2 separate regions of the Mus musculus genome follow, and region 2 is linked to region 1. Evidence: chromatin loops called from intact Hi-C (ENCODE). Cell type or tissue: left cerebral cortex. All regions are shown on one strand. Links, peaks and the distances in the headings refer to the core of each region. The heading gives the core; the rest is flanking DNA. Region 1 has its middle 12 kb from the start of Gm30687. Region 2 holds the start of Sstr1 (somatostatin receptor 1).

Region 1 (8,338 bases), core at 110-8,109:
TACCCACCATGCCCCCTTTGTGTCTCCTTGGCTCTCTCATCTTCCTTTGTTCTTTCTTTTTCTGGTCCATTCCCCTCTTGCTTTTTCTCTTGCCCATTCCTTATTTCAAGACCGCAGCTCCTTTTCAAAGGCAGATGCTGTGGAGTGAGGGAAGCAGAGCTGTTTCCTGTGCACTATGGATGGTGCATCAGGTTTACTAGGCATGGTGCAGCATGTGCACGAGGCATGGTACATCAGCTACACTTCTTCTTTGGTGTCTTTCTTCTTGACCAATTCAATGCTTCACCTTCTGGAATAGATCAGTCCTAGACACCCGTGTGTTCCATACAATTGACAGCAGGGCCTTTACAACTAGGCAAGGTGACTTAGCATCTTTGAGGGTTTATTTATAGTATAGATGACCCAAAGCTTTCTACCCCATCATGCCTGTTGAGTGCCCTCAGCTACATAGAAGAAATCCTTTGCTCTTCATCTGACCTTGTGCACTCTGCAGACTATATCATCTCATGAGTCTATAAGATCAGTGCAATCAAAAAAGAAAAAAAAAAAGGAAATTTATGTACACCTACAGCTTGGAGGAATGTGTAGGAAGGAGTGGGTGGCTTGAATCTCAGATGCCTGTCTAATGACCATCCCCACCCCGATCTTTTGTAAGTGAACACCAATAGGCTTAATCTTGAGGGTCTCTTGTGGGTAGTCACCGCTGCTCTCGTTGAGATGGTGATGTCTGTTGTGCTCAGAAAACAGTGTTCTATAGCAGCAAGTGATGTTGAAATCAATTACCAAGTTCCAATTTCCCAGACTGAGACTCAGTGTGTCAGTGACTTTTCTCATCATTATTGTTGTAGTATTTGAGGTTTCAGTTCATCACGGTGGAGAGAGCAGGTATGGTGAAGGATACAGAGGATGGCTGGTCACATTGTGTGTGTAGTCAGGAAGCAATTGGAGATCAGTGCTGATGTTCCACCCTCTTTCTTGATTCTAAGCAGTTTGGGCCTCAAGCTTGTGCAATGGTTCCATCCGTATATTGAATGTATTTTACCATCAGTTAAACTGTTCTGAAAACAATCACCCAGGAGTGTGTGCCCATAATGAGTCTAAATTCTATCAAATTGATAATCAAGATTAACCCTTAATATCACACCTAGAGATAGATAATGCCCTTCAATAAACAGGGAAATAGGCAAGAATGAGGCCATAGTAAGGCTGGAGTAGTTTACTTAGGATCCATGCACTTCCTTAGGCTCCCATGAAGCTCTGAACCAAACTAAGTGTCTTGGGGTGAGAAGCCCTCTGTGGGTACTACTGGAGAAGGACAAACTAATACTCCTTTTCAAGATCTAAAATGAATCCTCCTTTGGGTGGGCCTGAGGGGCTGGAGTTGCATCCCCTGTGAGACTGGCAGCCAGAAGAGAAGTTCTTTATAATAAGGATAAGACAGAAAATAGCCAGGCAGTTTTAGGGTAAAGACTCAAAAATGAAGGGTTGTTTGTTTGTTTCTTTGTTTTTCCTCTATTTTCCAGCCTGGATGGCCAGCCTTGTTTTGGCCAGAGGATAAAGATGCCAGAAATATTTAAGACAAAACGCCTTTGCTTCTGCCCTAGCCAGAGGTGAGGGATGCCAGAAGCAAGGTTTTCCCTTATCTCTTCCCCCTAAAGGAGTCCCTCTTTCCTGGGAACCACACTGAGTATGTGACTGAACCTGTAGGGCAACTGGACACCTGAAATGGAAACTGGACTGACCAGCTCATCCCTTCTCCAGCAAAGCTGGCCACGTCTTATTAACTCCAAGATCCATAATCCATGAACTTCATAACCTGGAGGCCACTGGTCAGTGAAAGTTTACATGACAATGTTCATTAAGCACCTTGGCTTCTGACTTCAAAGTACATCCAAGAGCCAAGAAAGGTCCTGTCATTTTCATAAACACTGGATATCCACGTTATCACTTGTAGGACACACAATCGTCTGTGTGGCATCCTCTGTAACCCCACAGTTTTAAACTGTCAGCAGAATCAAGCTTTCCATTTGCCTGGGTTTTGGTAGTCATAACTCCTAAAGAAGGTTAGAGTATAAACTTTATTTGTGCCATTCCATGCACGTTAGCTATTGAAAGCCTACTGTGTTGGTTGGATAGGGACATCATAAGGATTTTGTACAATCCTGTTATTACAAAAAGTAATATTTTTTAAATTAGTTGGTTATTTTATTTGGGGGATGAGAATCAGATGAATCAGGATAGGGAAAACAGCAGTTCTCATCTGTATGACAGTGACTTCGTCTCTGTGTATTTATTTATAATGGTCAGGGGGCAGAGCTTATAGAATCCTGTCTTACACCAAAGGGAGAGAGAGAGCTGAGAACATTTTTATTTTAACACTCATTCTTCATCATTTCCCTGGGGGCATTTTCATTTCAAATGGTTCATTCCTCTCAGAGCCCCCGTGTCGCCTTAGAAAAAGCATTCACCTTGGGGGTGGAGAGACTCTGCACTGAATCTGATGCAACTCTTTTTCTGGCCATGGAATTTTTAAATGAACTCAGAGGATGGATGGTATTTTGCATTTTATTACCTTATGTTCCACATTTCATGCATAATCCAAATCTCTAAAATGTATTTGCGGTAAAGCACCCTTCCTACATGGAGTGTCCTTGAATAGCACCGAGTGTGCCATCAGGGTTCTAATGCGTGTATCTGAGGCCAAGTCTGAAAGCCAAGAGGAGTCACAGTAGTATTACTGTACGCAAGGATAGACTCTTAGTTGGATTTTATCATAATTTTAGTTAAAAATATGGTCAGACTAATCAAAATCCATATTCTTCATTGCTCTAATGCATCTTTTCTGTCTGTCGCCCCTTTCCATGAGACGCTGACCTGCACTACTTCTGTTCCTGGGCTGCTTGGCCCAGGCTTCTTATAACCATGAGGACAGGCAAAGACCTAACACAAATGGAGTGCGGGGGCTGCCTAGGGGATGGGAAAGCGATTTCTGTCACGGAAGATCACCATTTGTCTTCTTATACCTCTGACTCAGCTGTCAGTCTCACATGATCTCTGGTCAGTGGACAGACAGGGAAAGTGGGGCCCAGCACACTCTTGTGGGGAGCTCTTAGCTTCCTTGGTGCTAACTCTACAGGAAGTGATAAATCTCCAAAGTATTTTTAATGCTTGTAATGGAAGAAAAAACACTTCAGCAGATTTTTTGAGAGACACAGCTTGTGAACTAGAATCTAACATAGCTCACTGGGGCTGTAAGGCCTCTCTGCTTTTCTCTAGGCGGCAGGGCACTTTGGGGTGGAATGGAACCTTCACTAAGCATCTCACAGTGAGCTCTGGACTCATGGTGCTCTGGGCTCACAGTGCTCTGGGCTCACAGTGTGTGCTGTCTGGGTTTCAGAGCTCTGGGTTCACAGTGCTGTCTGGACACTGGGATTTTGTTGCAAATGAGTCTGTTTGGCAGACAGTGTTGTTAGCTTTGGCGTTATGCCTCATAAGAAGCCTTATTTTCATGGAAAAATCAATTTATTGACTTACAAAAATGTTCTTGAATCTGGCATCATATTTTGTCACGTCTTCTGTTTTAATTGTAGAAGAAAGTATGTCCCTTCCCCGCCCCCTGAGGGCTGGAGATCAAGTCCAGAAAATGTCTGCCAATTAGACAAATTCTTTTTACTATCTCTAGCCCACCTAGAATTGTTCAGTCTATGTTTCTCAGTGATTGACTTGAAATATACTTAGTCATCTACTCTTTACATTGGCCTCCTTTATGAACAGGTTTACAGCTAAGGCATGCTAACTTTAACCCTCATTTGTTCCCTGCCCCCTGAGACATTTTACACAGATTTTATACTTTAGGGATTATTAATTTCTTTTATAGATTCATCTATTATTTTATCCATTTTAAATATCCTTTAATTTTGTATCTAGGAAAGATCAGCTCCTTCATACTATCTAACTTCACCATTCGCTTCTCTAGCCAACAGCAATGAATTTTATTATTTCTACATGGCTTTAGACTAGGGCATTTGCATTCTAGTCTACAACAAAAAATTTTCATATTTGTTTTTTAAATTCTGAGGCTAAGCGGATTTTCTGTTCACAGTCAGGCTTTTGCTCTGGAAAGCAGAAGCACTTTTTCTTACAAATTTTTAAGAGCCTCAGCAAACGTACATCTATTTCATGTTGCAAAAGGTCTGTTTTCTGTCTTTACATCTAATCTATGTGTTGACTAGACACATAAATCTCCGTTTGCTCTTTCTTTGAGGACTTTATAGGCATTGATTTCCTGCCTTTAGGGGACTAGTGGTAGATTTTTATGTTTTAGCACACACTTATCCAGAAACTGACCAGAAAAGTCAGCTCAGGAATTTCTCCAAGGGAAATGCAAATATGTGCCCCGCAAACCCTGGGATATGAATATTCATGGACGCTTTATCACCACTAGCCCAAGACAGGTGATGAACTAAATGTGTAACATCAGGCTGGGCGAACAAGCAGCCATGTTTTTTTTTTTTTTAATTTAATTGAACTTTTTTTTTTTGCAATTAGAGGGAATAATTCAGGGTATGTACATCAACACATATGAATTTCATGGGCATCATGTTCACAAAAGGAGGCTGACATAACAGTGGTTAAATGGGTTATTTCTCCAAAAGAAAGGGTGCTACATTAGGACTCTGAACATTTGGGAGTCAAACCTTGGTATGTAAGGCAAAACAAGAAGTGTAACTTTTGTTTTAGTGACTTTGTCCAATATACTGAATCAAATATTGTTGGATTTTTATGTTTATATTATCTGCTAAAGAAGAATATGTTGAATTATTTTTGAGACTGTTATTTGAACTCCCAGACTCCAGATATTTCCTTACCTGTATGTGCTGCAGCATGGTTGAGAGTTTTGATATTCATATAAACAAATATCAGTCACACATTATAGCATTTGTAATTTGTTAGCTGTGCTTGCCAATGGCCTTGGTTTTAACCTATTTGTTTCTATTTCTAGTGTTTCTTAGTATTTCTATTCTAAGAAAGAAGAGGTTAGGGTTCATAGTGAATAGGCAAAGTTACATCAAATCCACCAATTGAATTCATTATTCATTGTTTAAGCATTCATTACACCTCACTTTGCATTTATTAAGTAAGTGTTGGGTGTTTATCTTAGAAGTGTATATACTCCCACTAGTTTGTTTTCTTAACTTTACTGCATCTTGCTACTTTTTTATGATATGAGATAGATTTGAAAAGTTCCTATTCTTCACAAGGGAACTTAAAGTAGCCTCTGATTAGTATGTTTGCCTCTATATACTGAGTTCTTTTCTTCTAATAAGATTTCCTTTCATAAATGAAATAGAGGCTCATGGAAGACAGATCTTGGAGAAAAAAGGGACATACAGTAGATTCTTCTTATCCACTAGGATGTATTCTACTTCCTCAGTCAGTGTCTGAAATCCAACCTCTGTATGTGTTGTGATTTTTCTTCTGCATGCAAGCCTGTGATATGGTAATATTTGTTAAAAAAAAAAAGCCAAAGTAAAACATTACCAGTAATAATTGACCAGAGATATTAATAGCCTCAATGTACATTTTTATTTTTATTTTTTAATAAACATTTTTCTCAGTCAAGGACTTCCTTATTTTCAGTTATTTCAGGGTGTCATTTATGGCTTCTCTTTGGCATATGCAAATTGCAATGCATTTTGGGGCCATTAAATGGATATTTAAACACAAGCACTGTGCTACCACAGAGAGAGATGTGGCCAGTGAGTGAGTTGCATAGTCAGTATGGATGCTCTGAGCACAGGGGTCATTCATGGTCAGGTAGGAGGGAGTAGGCAGGCTCAGATTTCATAGTGTTGCTCAGAATACTATAAAGTTTAAGTTATATAAATAGTTTATTTCCAGACGTTTCAAACCACAGTGGACTGGAGGTAAATGACACTGCTGAAGAGAAATTAAAGCACAGAGGAGTGCTGCAGCTGCAGTCATCCCTGCAGATTTAGTGGTTTCTGGGTCATACACGATGCTACTCAAACTCTATTCAGATAAATGCTGTGGCCGCCTGAAACAAATGTATTTATTTTCTAAGGTAAACTTGATTTCAACAGTATTCCACTGTGGCCCAGAGAATCTGAAGTATCCTGGATTTGAATGTGTCTGCTATCTAGCTCCATTAGACATGTTGTTCTGTTTGGTTTCTGTTTCTCCCTTTCTCTAGACACAGAATAGCAGCTCCAGCATTCCTTATTTTTCAGATTATAGGTGCTGTAGCCTGAACAACCACTATCCTAACTATCTGGTCCAATGGACAATTTTCTCTTCAATTCAGAAACATTTTTTTTTTCTTGATCTTTTTAGACCTCACTCTTAACTGTCTGAGAGTTTTGGGACAGCCCCTTTAATTCTCTGTGAAGGCAACTGTGAGCTAAATGAGATCAGAGCTCTATGCTCCTAGAGAGAATGTCTCAGGGCTGACCTCTGAATCCTTTAAAAGACATTCTGTAAGTCCAGGCAACTGCTCTGCAGTTCTGCTTGGGGTACTTGTAATAAATTTGTTTCATCTCTAATGAGCTTCTGTTTTAACACAATAATTTATAACTCCTACATGCTACTAGAAATGTAATCAGGAATGACTTATTCCATGCGTGTGTAACTTCACCTCCTCCCTTCTGTATGTAGTTAACTGTTTCACAAGGGTGTGACAGCCTATGACATAATCTCCTTTTCTCATAGATTTCTCAGTGACTTGTGCACAGGTCGCCATTAAGCATCATATTAGCTGATATTTCTTAGGTGCTGTGCTTCTTTCACATGAAATATTTACTTAGTGTCTTTCTTAATAATATTCTAAAATAAGGAAAGATCTATATTATTATTGGAAATATTTATGTAAGGATGTAGAATTTTATTTCAAAAGCAGCCTCAGTCCTCATTGGATTGTAGAACGTGCCAATGAAGTAGATAACATGGCTGTTGATCCGCATCCTCTGTCCTTTCCAATATTGCCCTTACTCCTCTCTAGGGTTGGGGTACATACAATCCCCTCCAAGTGAAGGAGTGAATTGCTTTGATCAGAGCAGTTTTGAGGTACATTTTCAAAGGCAGCACGTTACTGTGAACCTCTCTGGCACTTGGAGCATCACCCTGTACAGGGAAGTCTCCATGAGGGAATGTGAAACTCAGATGCCCCAGTGACCTGCTGCATATGCCTTTTGTCTGCCACTGGGCTTGGCGGGTTTACAGCAGTGTTATTGTGACAGTGGCTGGCTGACCTGGGCAAGTAGATAGCTTCCTGAGCTTTATTATAGAAACACCTCTTTGCTGTGTAAGCAGACGAAGAGCTCTTTAGCCATAGTTAAGGCCGTATCTAGCACAGTGATAGCCATTTGTTTCCATTTAAACATGAGTGCTTTCATGGCTCCTTCTGACAGCTTGGAGATTTTATTTGCATTAACCTATAGAAGGAATCTGGGAGATCTTCAGTTGATAAAGCTGTCTTTATACAATGTTTCACTTACCATTTTATGGGACTGTTCATTATTTCAGCTCTAGCTAGTATTGCTCCATGAAACTGAACGTAAGAGTGTAATCTGATTTAAAAGAAATTCACATTGTATACAATTAATATCATTCTAGCTGGACATGGTGACACAGATCTTTAATCCCAGCAGACTAAGCGAAGGGACGTGGATCACTGAGTTTGAGGCCAGTATGAGCTGCATAGTGAGACATTGTCTTAAAAGAAAGTCAAACACAAACAAAGACAAACAATGCAAAATCTCACTGTAGTTTATGAAATTAATGTCTTACTATATATTTATGAATATTCTAAGGCATCTTTTCTGAAAAATACTTATACTTATCCTGTCTTCTTCTGTCTTGATGTAGATCCAGGTGATCACACTCTATAAAACCCTAATAGTCCACCTTGCATCAAGCCAGAAAACGATTTCCTATTTATTTACACAGTTCTGTGAGTTGTTCCTGCTAAGGAATATCCTGGTTGTGCCAGTTAGCTTTCCATCGCTCTGCCATAACTCCTGAGATAATCAATTTGCAAGGAGTAAGCTTTTGGATTATGTCTGCCTAACTTTGTTACCTTGGATTTATGGCAATAACATATAATTTTGAGACTGTCTGGCATAGTCCTATTCATTCTACAGTAGCTTGAAGCAATGGAAAGGAGAAGGGGGGGGTGTCCCACAGTCTTCTTTAATATCGCATCCCAGTGATGTAACTTACTTGTACGCAGACTCTCTTCCTTAAGGTTCTATCATTTGTCAGTGGTGCCATGGTCTAGGAACCAGACTTCAGTGTATAAGCCCTCAGAGGGCATTTCAGA
Region 2 (8,338 bases), core at 92-8,091, 210 kb after region 1:
TGCTACTGCTTCCTTCTTTTGTTCCTCCTCCTCCTCTCCCTTCTCCTCCTCCTCAGCCTCCTCTTTACCCTCCTTCACTCCTTGTCTAGTACACACAGACACATACACACACACGCACACACACACACACACACACACACAGGACACACACAATAAGATTCACATTTAAAAGAAATCAATTCAAAGGATAAAGCAATCTTGTAAATTTTCAAAGTTAATTTGAAATGTTCCTAAGAGCTAAGGGTGTCTGTCAATCATACCTATGCATTCAAATAACTCCTTCGAAACAGTAAGACTCAAATGGAAGCCACACAACTTGCAACAGTGTAACACATCTGTTTATTCAGTTACGATTACAGGTTAAGAACACTACATTTTTATCCTGTTGAGATGATAATGATGGAGATTTCAGTTTATAAAGTTCACTCTTCTTAACAATTAAAAAATCTACTTAACAGAAAAGTATATATATACTATTCTTAGGAAAAGATCTAAACTTTTTCACTTATGATCAAAAGCATATTTGTTCATTTATTTAAACAAAACATATGAGACAGTTCAACTCTGAGTTACTGTTTTTAGAAATCTTGAAGCAAATATACAGAAAACATATTTTTCAATAGTGCATCCAAGCATTGTATGTCAGGTCAGTGTGAACTTGCGAACCCCAGGTTCATTGTTCCACTGATATGCACTGGCTTCCTTAAACAACCAAGCAAGATATCCTTTCAGTGACCCCTATATACAAAGCAGCATACTCAATTGGACAGCAAATGTGAAGGTGAGAAAAGCTGGGTCCTCGCCCTGCTCAGGGATCCACAGTAGTCAGGAAATGCAGAATTGTTTCACTTCCATTCCTCGACAGAGGTGACTGCCCTTACTGGGTATAAGTAAGCGTCACCTTTGTCACCGGGGACAGAAAAAGGCAGCAATGTCTTCAGCAGTGACTGGAGTCTCTGACATTTCTCAGTTTGAATACTACAGCTCAGGTCACACTTGTCACTTTGTGGGTGTCCTTAAAACTGTTTCATGGACTAGTGACAGTATGTCAAGATTAACAAATCTATCCTTATACATGTGTGTACATATACCTATATAGGATGTACATGTGACTTGTGCATAGCAGCACACATACACACACACATCACAGATGGTGAGGCGTGTTCTATGTTTCCTGGGATGCCAGGCTTTCAGGCCTTTCACTCCGCACCGACAAAAGTTAACCCACATTGCCATTCATTTATTTTAACGAGACAAAAACCTACAGTTAAAAAAAATTATTTTAAAATCTCCAAACTTCACTGGGCACAAGCAAAACCAAGAAGGATTGAGAAAAGGCTAAGAGAGGGAAACTTCTGAGGGGCTCTTGGGGCCAGGAGAGAACTTTTCTTCGCTCCCAGCTCCCTCCCACACCGCCACGCCCCCAGGATTCCCAAGAGCAGCCCTGTTAGGCAAATACAGAAAAAGAAAGTGGAAGTACACTTTTTTTTTTTCAACACCACAAATAAATAAATAAATATGTCGAACAAGAAATAACTTATTAGGCACCGTTTGAAAGGCAGAAAACTTTAGGGATCAGACAAGCTGAAGCAGCCCACCCAGCTTTGGCAGAGGCTCGGCGATTTGTCACTGGAGCGTGAGCTGGACTCCGAACTTGTACTGGTGCAGGCAACCCAATCTTTTGTTATGCTAGGGAGGACTCCAAGAGGAAGTGCTTTGCAATTCAGGTTCACCCACCTGGGTGCCTAAGCTATTCACCAGCGGGGAGCTCCCCTAGCTGGGACTTTTGAGCTTAGTGCTCAGGTCCTGAGCTCTGTGGGAGAGTGGTTTCTATGGTATCTACACCCACAACCCAGGAATCTTACAAACTTGCCCTTCTGCTCCCTCTTAGCTCCTTTTTTTTTTTTTTTTTGCTCCAAAGAAGCATATGTGTGGTACTATACCAAGACTGGAGATCAGGGCACAGAACTTTTTCTTAAGCGCCTAGCTCTGCTCGGGATGGAGTGGAGCAGAGGAAGGGCCCAAGGGAAAATGTGCCTTCCTTCTCTGAGAGTAGAAAAGACAAGTTGCCTAGACATCCTCGAGCTGGGCTTCCTTGACAGTAAGGCTCTGCGAAAGGAGAGCGGTGATTAGGGACTGTCTTGTAGCCACTCTGAAAAGAGTCTGGCCCGCTGACCTGCGCAGCGGAACAGGGTTCAGCGCAGGGGCGGGGGGGGGGGGGGGGGGACGGACTCAGCCCAAAGGAAACACATGATGGTAACCTTGGCTCAGCTTAAAGAAGCAGAAATGAGTTGGCGACATTAAGTTTGCAGTTTGTACTAGTAGAACTGGGAGGGAGGATGCAAATTATCGGGTTTGGAGAACAGAGTTGCTCAGACTACCAGATGCCCCGAAAGCAGTCACAGTTAATCCATAAATCTCTCCCTTTTACCTTAGTCACACAGCTTTCTTTGGTCCAGCTAACCAGGCGCGCTGCATCGCTGTCATGCACTATGACTTCAGCACCTGGTGTCGGGTTACCATTCCCTCCCACCCGCTTCCCAGCTCCATCTTTCTGACCACTCCCCCCCTCCCGGCAGTGCCCGGCCTCAAAGCGTGCTGATCCTGGAAGCGCAGGTGCCATTACGGAAAACGCCTCCAGACTCCAGATTCTCGGGCTGGAAGTCCTCCACGCTGTAGGCTCGACTCTTCAGGGCAGTGGCATAGTAGTCGACTGGTTCCTCCGCAGCGTTATCCATCCAGCTGAGGCACAGGATGCGCTGGAAAGAGCGCTTGAAGTTGTCCGACAGGAAGCCGTAGAGGATGGGGTTGGCACAGCTGTTGGCATAGCCCAGGATGACAGACAACTGGCTCACGGTGGCGTCGTCTTGCTCGGCGAACACGTTGACCAGCTGTACCACGTAGAAAGGCATCCAGCAGATGACAAAAACCATCACCACCATCATCACCATTAGAGTGATCTTGCGCTCTGAGCGCTTGCGCTGCTGCCAGCCAGCCTTGAGGGCCACCATGCGCATCTTGGCAATGATGAGCACATAACACAGGCAAATGGCCCCGACAGGCAGCAGGAAGCCCATGAGAAATGTGTATAAGACGAAGCCCACCAACCAGCGCTGGGCGGGCTCGGGCATGAGCATGTTGCAGGCTACCGTGCCATCGCTGTTGGCTGCGGTGCGTGAGAAGACCACGATGGGCAAGATAACCAGTAATGACAGGACCCACACGCCCAGGTTCACTACTTTGGCCACAGTGGGCCGACGGTAGCGCGCTGCCTTGATCGGGTGCACCACAGCCACATAGCGGTCCACACTAAGCACAGTCAGACAGTAGATGCTGGTGAACATGTTGACCGCATCCACGCTGAGCACCAGGCGGCAAAGTAGCGCGCCGAAGGGCCAGTGGCGCAACAGCGTGGAAGTGACCAGAAAGGGCACGCTGAGCATGAGCAGCTCATCAGCAATAGCCAGGTTTAGAATGTAGATGTTGGTAGCGGTCTTCATCTTGGCGTAGCGCAGGATCACATAGATGACCATAGAGTTCCCACACAGTCCCACCAAGCATACCACGGAGTAGATGAAAGAGATGAGAATGGCGCTACCCTGTCCCTCGCTTAAGGTCCCATTCTGGGAAGCGTTTCGTCCAGGCTCTTCCATGCCGTCCGCAGCGCCGGACCCCGGACCCCTGCTGCAGGCTCCTTCCCCGCAGCTGCCTGGGCTGGGGCTTGGAGAAGAGGAGGGAGAGGAGGCGGTGCCATTGGGGAACATCCCAGCTGAAGTGGGCCGGTGCGGCTGCCGGCTGGGGCGCTCACCTTGCGCCCTTGCTGTCTGCGCCCTCCCTAGGCTCAAGGCTCCAAGCTCACAGCTCACCGCCGCCTGGCGCCACCCGGCAGAGCGCAGCAGCTGTGGCGAGCGCGGCTCCGACTGAGGCCGCCGGGAGCATCACCCAGCGGCAGCTTGCTTGAGCGCTGTCTCTCTTGCAGCTCCGGGGGTCCTGGGCACACTGGAGAGTGGAGAGGAGAGGCCAAGAGGCTAGAGCCCAGCGCGGCACATCCATTAAGTGGAAAGGCTCTGGACTGATGAATGATTAATAAGCGGCACCATCGCGTCAGCAGCTACGAAAAAGCAGGCGGGGGGGGGCACATAGGTGGTTTATTCCCCCACCGTCATCGCTCCCCCCCATTTCTAGTCCCCTCTAAGCTCAACTCAAAGATTGCTTCAGATTTCTCTCACAGCATCTTCAGGCATTCCTAGGACAGACCTGAGGAGTTTCTCTACATTTCAAATGGGTAGGTGCCAGTCAAGAATGTAGATTCTGCCCCTTTCCACCCGACTCCTACTCTAAGTAAAGACTGAAGCAAACCCCAGACATTTATGTCTGGAGTTCTTCATTTCTTTCTGCTGCTGCTCTCTTCTGGTGATGGGGGCGACTCCACCTGTCCCTAAGCCACTCTCCAGGACAGGACCCTGAACACCTACCTCCTTTCCTGCTTGCCAGTTCTTTAAACCTGTACCTGGAGATTTCAGGCCTTCAGATCCCCAAGTCAATGATGTCTCCAGATGGCCCTTGCAAAGTGCTTGTAAGGTCTGGCGGCGCTCTGACGTTCTTTGCAAGGTCCAACTGCCTTTGGGGCTGGCCGCTGCACAAGTGCCCACGCAAACACTAAGCGGTGGAAACTAGACCTAAGCCAATAGCGGTATGAGCACGAAGGACCACAGTGGTGTGTTAAGGGATGCTGAGTTACAACATCCGTAGCCCTCCACTCTGCAGCAGGGAGTGTTCAGGGGAACTGAGTGAACCATTGCGACTCTCTAACAAAGCATGTAGTTCTCTGAGCCCCATCCACCTCCCCTAGGAATATCAACAGCAGAAATCAGGATGAGGGGCAGAGAGCTCAGGATGAGGCTGGCACTGCCCCAGGAACCTGCCTGGCGCCGTATTGGAAATCCATGTAGGTGTTCACTAGGGAAAGATTAGGCTGCGCGGCTTGGAACAGCTGTGCCCGCGCGTCCAGGCTGTACTTTGTACCCTGGAGAGTTGGCGGGGTGGGGGGATGGAAGTGGAGAGCGCCAAGGCCTGAACAGGCAGGTGTGCCAACTCTTAATCTATGAGTGGCTGGCTGAGCAACTGATGGAAGCCTGGGATCAGTGGCAAGGCATTCAAGCTTTCCTCCATGGAACCCTAAGGAAAACTAGGGCCTTGAGGTATGACCCCTCTGTGTCCCAAGTGCCGAAACCATTAAGATATGGATATTAAGATCCCAGGTCCAAAGCTCCTCAACCTACAATTCCCATCCCTAGTCTAGGAACTGCAGGCTTTTGTTTGAGAAAGAATGGATGTTGATATTTAAGGGACCCTGGAGTTCCCAGGACTCCGAACTTAGGGACTCTTTGGCCTTACAGTCACTTTCTGTCAAAGGATTCAATCACCTATTCCGTTTCATGAATGCTGTTTCCTTCCAGGAAATCCCTGCAAGTCTTAGCCTGAAGCATGGCCAGGAAGACTGGCCTGCTGCAGTCCAGTGCTCACTCGAGCTTTGCTGCTTGCAACTGCTTATCTTCCTCAGTCTCCCTCTCACATCTCCACCAAGAGGGGCACATTGGGAACTAGAATTACAGAAGCTGTTCATACCGGACAATCTAGAATGTGCAAATCTGGACACCGCATCAAAAGCAAAACGCTTATACCTTAATGGCTTGTTGTTTACTCTCAGCAACCGCCTACACATGGGTGCTCCAGTCTCTCAAACGAAGCAGTGCTTGGAGAGAAATAATCACGTGTACTGTCCATGACGGCAGAGCAGTCAGATCGCAATCAATGACCACAGACTCCCTCGGAGTGCGTACAACAGACACTGAATTATTCATGAGAAAAAAATGTTTGAGTAGAAGGGGAGATTTGATAGGACTGGGGCTGTGGAATGCATTGCTTTACCTAAACAAACCACCTTACCTGAAGTGGAATGTGAAATGGAGGGGAGGGAGTTATGTTTCAATAAATAAATAAATAAATAAGTAAATAAAAATAAATAAATAAATAGCAAATAAATAATACAGCATACATAGAGGAGGCAGGGAATGTATATTGGGGTAAAAACAAAACAAAACTGAGATTTTTCTGAGAGGAATATTTTCCTAGCCAACCCTTGATGAGATTTCAGTGCCTTTGCCAACCACTGATTTAAGGCACCTGGCTGCATTTCTGGGCTGGTTTTTCAAAGGTCACTATTTAGAGGCATTGGCTTTGATCATGGTGGTTGGGGTTTGATCATTGGTGGGGGTGGGAGTTTATGAAAGGCAGCTTTGTTGTCAGAATTTCATTAAATTCACTCTGCAACTCATCTTAGAAGAAAAAACTTCTTTCAACTAAGTTACGACTTTACATACGAATGAAGGAAAGCAGACAAGTGTGTCTGTTCCTGATTGTGAAGAGGTTCTAATGATGGACTATTTATTCATAAAAGAGCTTGACAATAGGACAGCTATAATTTTTTTAAAGGAAAAAAATATAAATGTAAACAAGGATCACTCATTTGAAACACTTGATCACTCATACATGCTGGTAGACATAGCATCCATCACAAGGCCTACTTTTACAAGCGAGTTTGATCTTTCACAAACTCTGTGACCCAGTATCTCCACCTCTGTCCTTTGCCCCTCAAAACTGAAATCAGGTATCGGGGTGGGAGAAGATAAAGAAAAGAAACAACCCAAATTTCTACCAGTTGATGAATGTGTGAACAAAAATATGGTACATCAATCAGTAAAATATTACTGACAATATGCTATTGGTGAACTTAGAAGACAGTTTGAAAACTCCAAGGGCAACGGTTACTTGGTTCAGTTCATATTGAGTAGTCTAGAAAAGGCAGACATATTGGGACAGGAAGTAGATTAATGATCATCAGTGGCTAGAGGGAGAAGGAGCTGGAGAGGGACCACTTGAAGTTTCTTCTGAGGCAAGGGAAGCATTTTAGCATTTAACAATGGCGCTTCAGAAGAGTGGATCTATACCAAACCCACTTGAATGATATACTTAACATGACAAAATCGTGAATTTTATGTGAATTTTACATCAATAAGTAGACTGTTTGAGCTGGATATAAGTTGTGTCGTTTTACCAAATCTCTTCAGTCGAGTGTGTCTTATCCCTATATCTGTGACTCCTTCTACCTTACAAGCACATAAAATACATGGTACTTCTGGACTAAGCCATGTAATGTGAAGTTAGGACACAAGAGCCTTCTTATCTAACACTTTAACTGATGTGTCTAAGGCCTTGAAAAGGTACTGGTCCTCAAGTTCTCACGTCTCTGGTGGCCACTCTTCCTGTGCCTCTCTCACACTATAAACATCTGTAAAGGGAAGAAAAGGGTGTTTTCTGGGAAGACAAGAAAGAAAAGACCCAAGCAGGAAGTTGTAGGTTCTCAAGCAGACTTTTTTCCTCCGTCATCATAATTCCCCCCCAGTACCCATTTGATTATTAAATCCATCACATTGCACTGTGGGTTTGTGCCTCTTTGTCTGTGCCTTCCTATAGAAGCTTTTTGAGAAGAGAAACTATTTTACTGAGCTTTCTGTTTCCAGAACCTAGCACAATACTCAGGAAATTATCCTAACCCCCCTTGTTCTTTATTTTAAAGCCTTAAAAAATGTTCTTCATTTTTAACAAGTCTTTTCTGTACTGGCCCATAAATTGTCTATAAGTAAGTGTGGCTCTTTAGAAGAAGAATTTCAATGTCTGCATAATATTACCATTTACAATTCTGCATACATCTAAATCATTCTGAATTTTTTTGATTTGGTGATGACCTATATCAACAATTATAATGCTGACGATTCTTCATTGATCATTCTTGGTCTTAAATTTCTTGGCAGAAAAGGGATCTGAGAAAGGAACGATACATACTTTAGTAGCTAATGATGGTTATTTAATAGTATCACGCAGTGTGGAAGCCATTATACATGGAAGATCATTTCTTTTTAATTGCAGCCCCTAGTCTCGGTTGGTTTGGCGAAACAGTAATTATCAGAAGCTCAAACTCTGTGTCTGTCAAAAAAAAATTGCTAATGTGGTGTTTTCAGTTGGAACCTATGTTCTAATGCATTCCAGGGGCCAACCTACTTCCTGGAACACACTTTGTACTCACATCCTCAGAGGCATGTTTGCAAACACCTGTTTGGGCAGATGGGCACAAGCTGAGTGTAAGGGTGAGAACCACTCAGCAATATGGCCCAAAGCAGAGGATGTGGCACTTGGGGACCATCTGCCATGAAGCAGTTAATGAGATGACAGTCTAATAAGAAAGTTACTAGGGCTCAAAATGGCTATCTGGCTAGGC

Evidence for each region. A loop is a pair of places that touch in the nucleus more often than their neighbours do. Peaks named below come from ENCODE experiments on the same cell type or tissue, not always from the same donor. Only the 100,000 strongest peaks of a DNase experiment are listed, where the experiment ranks them.
Region 2: a loop joins it to region 1, with 12 times the contacts of the local background. A loop is called at or near these places in 5 of 42 quality-filtered maps.

The regions. Positions count from the first base shown.
Region 1 is chr12:58,421,239-58,429,576 of GRCm38, reverse strand. No RefSeq gene overlaps it. Among named protein-coding and RNA genes, the nearest start is that of Gm30687, 12 kb to the left of the region's middle. In left cerebral cortex, for the core only: no CTCF peak of the experiment used is centred there; DNase peaks (open chromatin) are centred at 2,542, 3,195 and 5,910; H3K27ac peaks cover 2,954 bases.
Region 2 is chr12:58,208,019-58,216,356 of GRCm38, reverse strand. It overlaps Sstr1 (somatostatin receptor 1), which reads right to left and starts at 4,553. Exons shown (of 2, transcript NM_009216.3): 1 at 4,476-4,553; 2 at 321-4,111. The coding sequence starts at 3,764. The coding sequence ends at 2,589. In left cerebral cortex, for the core only: a CTCF peak has its summit at 3,901; DNase peaks (open chromatin) are centred at 4,369, 4,619, 5,591, 6,231 and 7 more places; H3K4me3 peaks cover 4,405 bases; H3K27ac peaks cover 3,383 bases.